2 separate regions of the Homo sapiens genome follow, and region 2 is linked to region 1. Evidence: chromatin loops called from intact Hi-C (ENCODE). Cell type or tissue: ovary. All regions are shown on one strand. Each heading gives the region's core, and the rest is flanking DNA. Links, peaks and the distances in the headings are about the cores only. Region 1 overlaps SYTL3 (synaptotagmin like 3). Region 2 has its middle 23 kb from the start of TMEM181.

The links. A loop is a pair of places that touch in the nucleus more often than their neighbours do. Peaks named below come from ENCODE experiments on the same cell type or tissue, not always from the same donor. Only the 100,000 strongest peaks of a DNase experiment are listed, where the experiment ranks them.
Region 2: it touches region 1 in a loop (2.3-fold over the local background); 1 of 110 quality-filtered maps calls a loop at or near these places.

What each region holds. Positions count from the first base shown.
Region 1 is chr6:158,661,629-158,664,533 of GRCh38, reverse strand. It overlaps SYTL3 (synaptotagmin like 3), which reads right to left. Exons shown (of 18, transcript NM_001242394.2): 4 at 1,156-1,784. The coding sequence starts at 1,265. Among named protein-coding and RNA genes, the nearest start is that of SYTL3, 13 kb to the right of the region's middle. In ovary, for the core only: no CTCF peak of the experiment used is centred there; a DNase peak (open chromatin) is centred at 1,294; H3K4me3 peaks cover 631 bases; H3K27ac peaks cover 972 bases.
Region 2 is chr6:158,535,142-158,538,046 of GRCh38, reverse strand. It overlaps a transcript of TMEM181 not described here. Among named protein-coding and RNA genes, the nearest start is that of TMEM181, 23 kb to the left of the region's middle. RefSeq lists an enhancer at 676-970. In ovary, for the core only: no CTCF peak of the experiment used is centred there; a DNase peak (open chromatin) is centred at 1,810; H3K4me3 peaks cover 1,370 bases.

The DNA.
Region 1 (2,905 bases), core at 292-2,791:
GCTTGCTCTATTGCCCAGGCTGGAGTGCAGTGGCGCGATCTCAGCTCACTGCAAACTCCACCTCCCAGGTTCAAGGGATTCTCCTGTCTCAACCTCCTGAGTAGCTGGGATTACAGGCACCTGCCACCGCCCGGCTAATTTTTGTATTTTTAGTAGAGACAGGGTTTCACTATGTTGGCCAGGCTGGTCTCAAACTCCTGACCTCAGGTGATCCGCCCGCCTCAACCTCCCAAAGTGCTGGGATGACAGGCGTGAGCCACCACGCCCAGACTGTATTATAGTTTTTAATGGAAGAAAGTTTACAAGTGCACTTAGAAAGCTTTGAAATAACAGGGAGGATGAAGAATACTATACCAGAAAATTCTCCTCACTCCTCAAGCATTTGGTTGTCCAAAGTTTTGTTTTCTAATGTGTTCTGCCATTAGAAACCAAACCCTCACTTCCTCCATAGACATTGATAAACAAGCGCCAACCTGTTTAAAGATGGATCTTGACAGCTAAGGCGGAACACTGCTCTGCTAGAGTTCAGCACGCTTTTCTAAATGCTGACCCATATCAAACGGCCCGTGCAGCTTAGAGACAGACAGGGAAGAGTTCCCTGTTGGCAAAGCGGTCAGGAAACAGGCTAAGCAGGTTCATATTTTATGCTCCCCCTTCCTCAAAGCCAGCTGGGAAGCAAAAGCGAGCAAAGAAAAAAAGACAGGGCTGGATTCCATCAGAGTTGCTGCTTGTGAGCCTCTTTCTTTGCTTTTCTTTACACCTCCCGGCACCGTCAAAAATGAGGTAGGAAAACCCTTAACTGGAGGTCTTTCCTTAAAGAAGGGGTAAACTGGAAGCCTGAAAATGTCCCTTGAATGATTCCCACGAAGTCGGCAAACAGACAAGCAGATGGCAGACAGCAAACTTACCGCCCAAAGGCACCGTTTTAAATGAATAACAAGAGCGGCCTCCCTCCTCCTCCTGAGCGTCCTCTACGTTTAGTTACATAAGGAGGATCATCTCCACCAACAGACCTTCGTTAGGACCCTTCTCAGGCACGAAGCCCAGCAGCAGGTGGGTAGTGATTTGTAAGCAAACAGCATTGGCGACGGAGTGGCAGGCCCCAAGCAGAGAAAGCTAAACACCCAAAGTGACCCCCCGGGAAGGGCAGCCTACCGTGTCCTCTCCTCCTCTGTGTTTTGAACCGCCTGGTCTCGGTACAGGACCTGGAGAATGGCCTCGCGTTCTAACTCCTTGAGAGCACTCAGATCTATTTCTTGGGCCATTTCTTCTCCGTTTTCGTTGACCCAGGTTGGAAGAGCTTCACTGCATGGACCAAGCGCTCACGCCCTGCAGATGAGCGGCGGAGGCCAGCTGCAGCCAGCCTTGTTTAAAGAGCTCCCTCTCCTATTTCACTGGCAACTGTTTTGCTTGTGGTTCTTTTTTCCTTTTTAACTGTGTCATACTCCTTAGAAGAAGAAAGCCTCAAGAAGTTCTGCGTTTGTCGGAGTTACGGCTCGCAGAGCCTCGTGCTACCCGGGGGGTGTTTTCACCGGGTTCTGCAGCAGCTGCTGACATCCATCTAAGACAAAAGCATATCTCTTTTCTGAGGTTTCACCAGAGATTGTTATAAATTATCCACAGCTGCAAGCAGATAATTTCTGCAAAGCAGAAGTAATTTTCAAGCCAAGGAAATTTAGAAATAGCAATAAAAAGAGTATCAGTGACTCATAGAAGCTAACCTTCCATTTAAGATGTTTCCAGGTCAGCAGGAACCATCATGAAAAGCTCAGCCCGTTCAATACCTGCAGAAAAGAAAACAAAAAATGGCAACATTTTTCTTGGCTTAAGTATCTCTGCAGCATTACTTCCAAAAAGACAAAATATTCTACACAAACCCTTGCATTTTCTGCTCGCGGTGATAATGTAAAATTTTAAATTTGCTTAAATAACACTTCTCATATTTCTAAAAGCCTCAAACTTCCAAACTTGAATTTTCCTAATATGGATTCCATAACTTTAGTGGTCAGAGGACGTAAAAGTCTGTGTTTAATGTACATTACCCTAATTGAAGAAATACTGGAAAAATGACATTCCCAACTGTTGGCTATTATTTTTACCATTAACTTCAACACTCAAAAAATGTTTAATCAATTAAGGATGTATGAAGCAGCACCACCACAAGCTCAGCCTATCAATTATTTACAGTCTTGAATAAGTTTCATGAGCTGCCTTATGCATTAGCTCTTGTTTTTGTTTAATGACAGCTGAAAGGTTCTGCATACATCCTTTTATCCAGAAAATGCAGAAGATCAAATCAATATACTTCCTATAGTACCATTTTTGTTATTAAATCTATGGGAATCCCTTAGTGATAAGACGTCCTTTCAATGCTTTAAAAGCTAAACTTCCTTTGCTAGGCTTCAAAAAAAATCTGCATTATATTAATTTATGATCCATGGCAAATTAGTGAATGAGAGGCTAACAGAGCTCTAAGGTAGCATTTCCTTTAAGCAAAGGTTCTTAACCTTTTTCTTAATCTTTGGTAGTCTGGTGAAGCCTACGTATTTAAACGCATAAAATAAGGTATGCTGTGTTACATAGGAAGAAATTGATTATACTGAAATATTTAAAAATTGTAATATAGTAATATATGTGTTCCTTGATGCATGAAATATTAAGATCTAGCAGTGATCTAAGGACTCCCAGAATTTCAAAGTAGTGATGAATAGAAACAATGTCTTGAGATAGCTACAACATATCATGTGGTATGAAAATATCTGTGATTTCTGTTGGTGACAAAGTCACAAGTTCTGCTGATTCTACTGTGGTTTCTTGCCTATATCCATATTTTAAGAAAATGCTAAATTTGAGTTAAAGGTTAATAAAAATAAAGATTTAATTTTTTCTCCAAGTTCATGGGCCT
Region 2 (2,905 bases), core at 259-2,758, 130 kb after region 1:
ACCCTCAGGTCTTCCAGGAGGCTGCATTAGACAGATTTCCAGGCTCGCCCCAAAGCTACATCACATGATTTTTTACATTTGTTTAAAATGGGCTTTTTCACTCAGTAACCATGACCACGGTCCCGCTGCGTTGCTGATTAGCCCGTGGGAAGGCATTAGGTTTTTTAACAGATGTGAGGATAAGTGTGACACGCCTTTTTCTGAGCAGGTACCTATGATGAGTACAGGATAGGTCTTAGAAAAATGACCACCCGTTCCCCATAGCAGTGCGACACCCTCGCCATCCTTAGCACAGAGTGAGTAAATCATGATTAAACCTCAGCTTTCTGAGACCTTCTGGTTCAGACTTCCCATTTAACAGATGGGGAAGGTTGAGGTGGGGGGGTGAGGGAGCTTTCTACCGACTCGCGATAGGGTCCTGTCCCGACACCGCCAAGCCTTTGGGTAAATCGGCCATTGGCGGTGAACAGACTTTCCTTCCCCTCCGAACTGCAGAGCGCAGAGAGGAAGGGGGCGGGGGCCGGCGCCAGGGTCTGCAGTCCCCACCGCTCTCCCCTAGGCCGCTGAAGAGGGAGACAGAGATGAACGCAAACAAGTTCCACACAGCCGCTCCCAGGCGCCGTGTCCCCGCATGGCGCCCCGCCGCGTCTTCCCCGCCGCGCCCATCCGCCCCCAGCCCTTGGCGGCGCCCCCGCCTCCGAGGCGTCCTGCAAAGCCTAGGGCGCTCAGAGCTGCGGCCAAGACCCTCCTCCCGACGCCGCAGCGCGCGCGGTCGCCTCCCCAGACTGCGCCGCGTGAGGCCCGAGCGGGGGCGGCGAGGCGGGCGCGGGGGGAGAACGACGCGGGGCGCAGGGAGGAGCCACAACCCGCAGCTCCTTTCCGGGGAGGCGGGAGCCTCGGCTTGGGTTTCAGCTGAACGGAAATCGGCCCTTCGCCCGGGGGCGCCGGGCTGCCCTGAATCCAGGAACCTGCCCGCCGCTGCCAGTATCCCTGCTCCCCGTCCCCTTCCTGGTCCCTCCCAGATCCCCGCCCCGACCCCGTCCCCATCCGTAGGCTCCGCGCCCGGCCGGCGGAGGCGGCCGTCGGCGGGACCAGGCCAAGGCCGGGGCGCGCCGGGGTCCCGGAGGGGACTGCGGCCCGGAAGCCTCCGGCCGCCCCGCCGCTGCCCGCGCCGCGCCCACCTGTAGTAGCGGTCATCCTTGAAGGGCGTGAGGTCCTCCTTGAGCTCGCGGTACGCTTCCCGCAGCCGCCGGCACAGGTGCTTGAGCTCGCTGCAGAGCGGGGGCTCAAAGGCAGGGTACTCGGCGTCCATGCCGCGCAGCCTCCCGGGTCCCGGTCCCGCCGCTCCACCCTTTGTGTCGCCGCCTGCGCCCCCTCTCTTCTCCCAGCACTGGGGATCGGGCTGCTGGCGCGCTGGGCGGGACCGAGGAGGAGGAGCAGGTGCGGGGGAGGTGGTGAGGGGGCGCGCAGGACTCGGACCCAGTGCGCTCAGGGCTCCGCCGCGAGCACGCGAGGAGCTGGACACGGCGCGGGTGGGGGCTGGGGGACCCGGCCCCCCGCCCCGTGAAGAGGCCTGAGTGGGGGAGGGAGCCGCGCCCATCCGCCTCCGCGCCCATCCGCCGCCGCCCCGGGAGAGGCAGAAGGCGGGGGAGGAAGTGCAACACAAGGTCGTCTGCCGCCCAGGACAAAAATCTCAGTGCCGCCCTCGCCATTGGCAGCGCTGGGAAGGGAAGACACTGGAGGTGGGAGCACGAAGGAAAATGGTGCTTGGGGGCGGACCGAAGGCCCTTTCCTGCTGGGGAGGTCAAAGGCTGAAGCCGGCTACCGCGTTCAGCACCGCGGACAGCTCCCGCGGGCGACTTCTGGCTTCTTGGGCTCCACTTGGCCGAATGCAGAAACATTTAAAACTAAGCCCATTAGGGTTATAGTCATAATAAATATTATTTTTAAATGAAGTGTGTCCAAGTGAGGTGCTTCTTCCCACATGTACTAAAACCACCAAAAAAAGTCTAGGCAGAGGAGTTTCTCACCTTCTACAAGCTCAACACTAGTGTGCAAACTATAGTTAACCAGTTAACACGTCTTCTACGGAATGGCTTCTCCAAAGCGTGGTGTGATCTCCTCTTGTGAATTTTTCCAATAATAGGTGGAAAAACAGTCTTTCCAGACGATGTTAGTGCATTTCCAACTGAACCCAGGGCAGGTTTCCACGCAAGGTTGATCCTGCCTGCACTGGGGGAAACCTCTTACTTTTAGGGACAAAACCTACACAATTGAACCTAAATAATTGTGGAATATCGATCCCAGGAATCTGTATTTGTCCAAACTCCACAGGCAAGTCTAATGACCACTCAGGTGCCAGTGGTCTCAGCATTCCCATGTTTCCTGCTGTCTGTGCCTACTCTGTCACTCCACCCACTCTTCCTTGCTCTGTATTTTTATTCCCTCCCTTTACATTTTGGAACAGCTTTTGTATGCTAGCCAGGCTCCCTATCAGGGCTTGCACATCTTCCCATAACTGCTGATCATCTTGCATTGCGCACAGTTAGGTTTTAGCCTTAATTCATTAACATGAGCATTTGTGTTTAATCATCTCAGTATTTTTTTTTTTTGAGACGGAGTCTCGCTCTGTCGCCCAGGTCGGACTGCGGACTGCAGTGGCGCAATCTCGGCTCACTGCAAGCTCCGCTTCCCGGGTTCACGCCATTCTCCTGCCTCAGCCTCCCGAGTAGCTGGGACTACAGGCGCCCGCCACCGTGCCCGGCTAATTTTTTGTATTTTTAGTAGAGACGGGGTTTCACCTTGTTAGCCAGGATGGTCTCGATCTCCTGACCTCATGATCCACCCGCCTCGGCCTCCCAAAGTGCTGGGATTACAGGCGTGAGCCACCGCGCCCGGCCTCAGT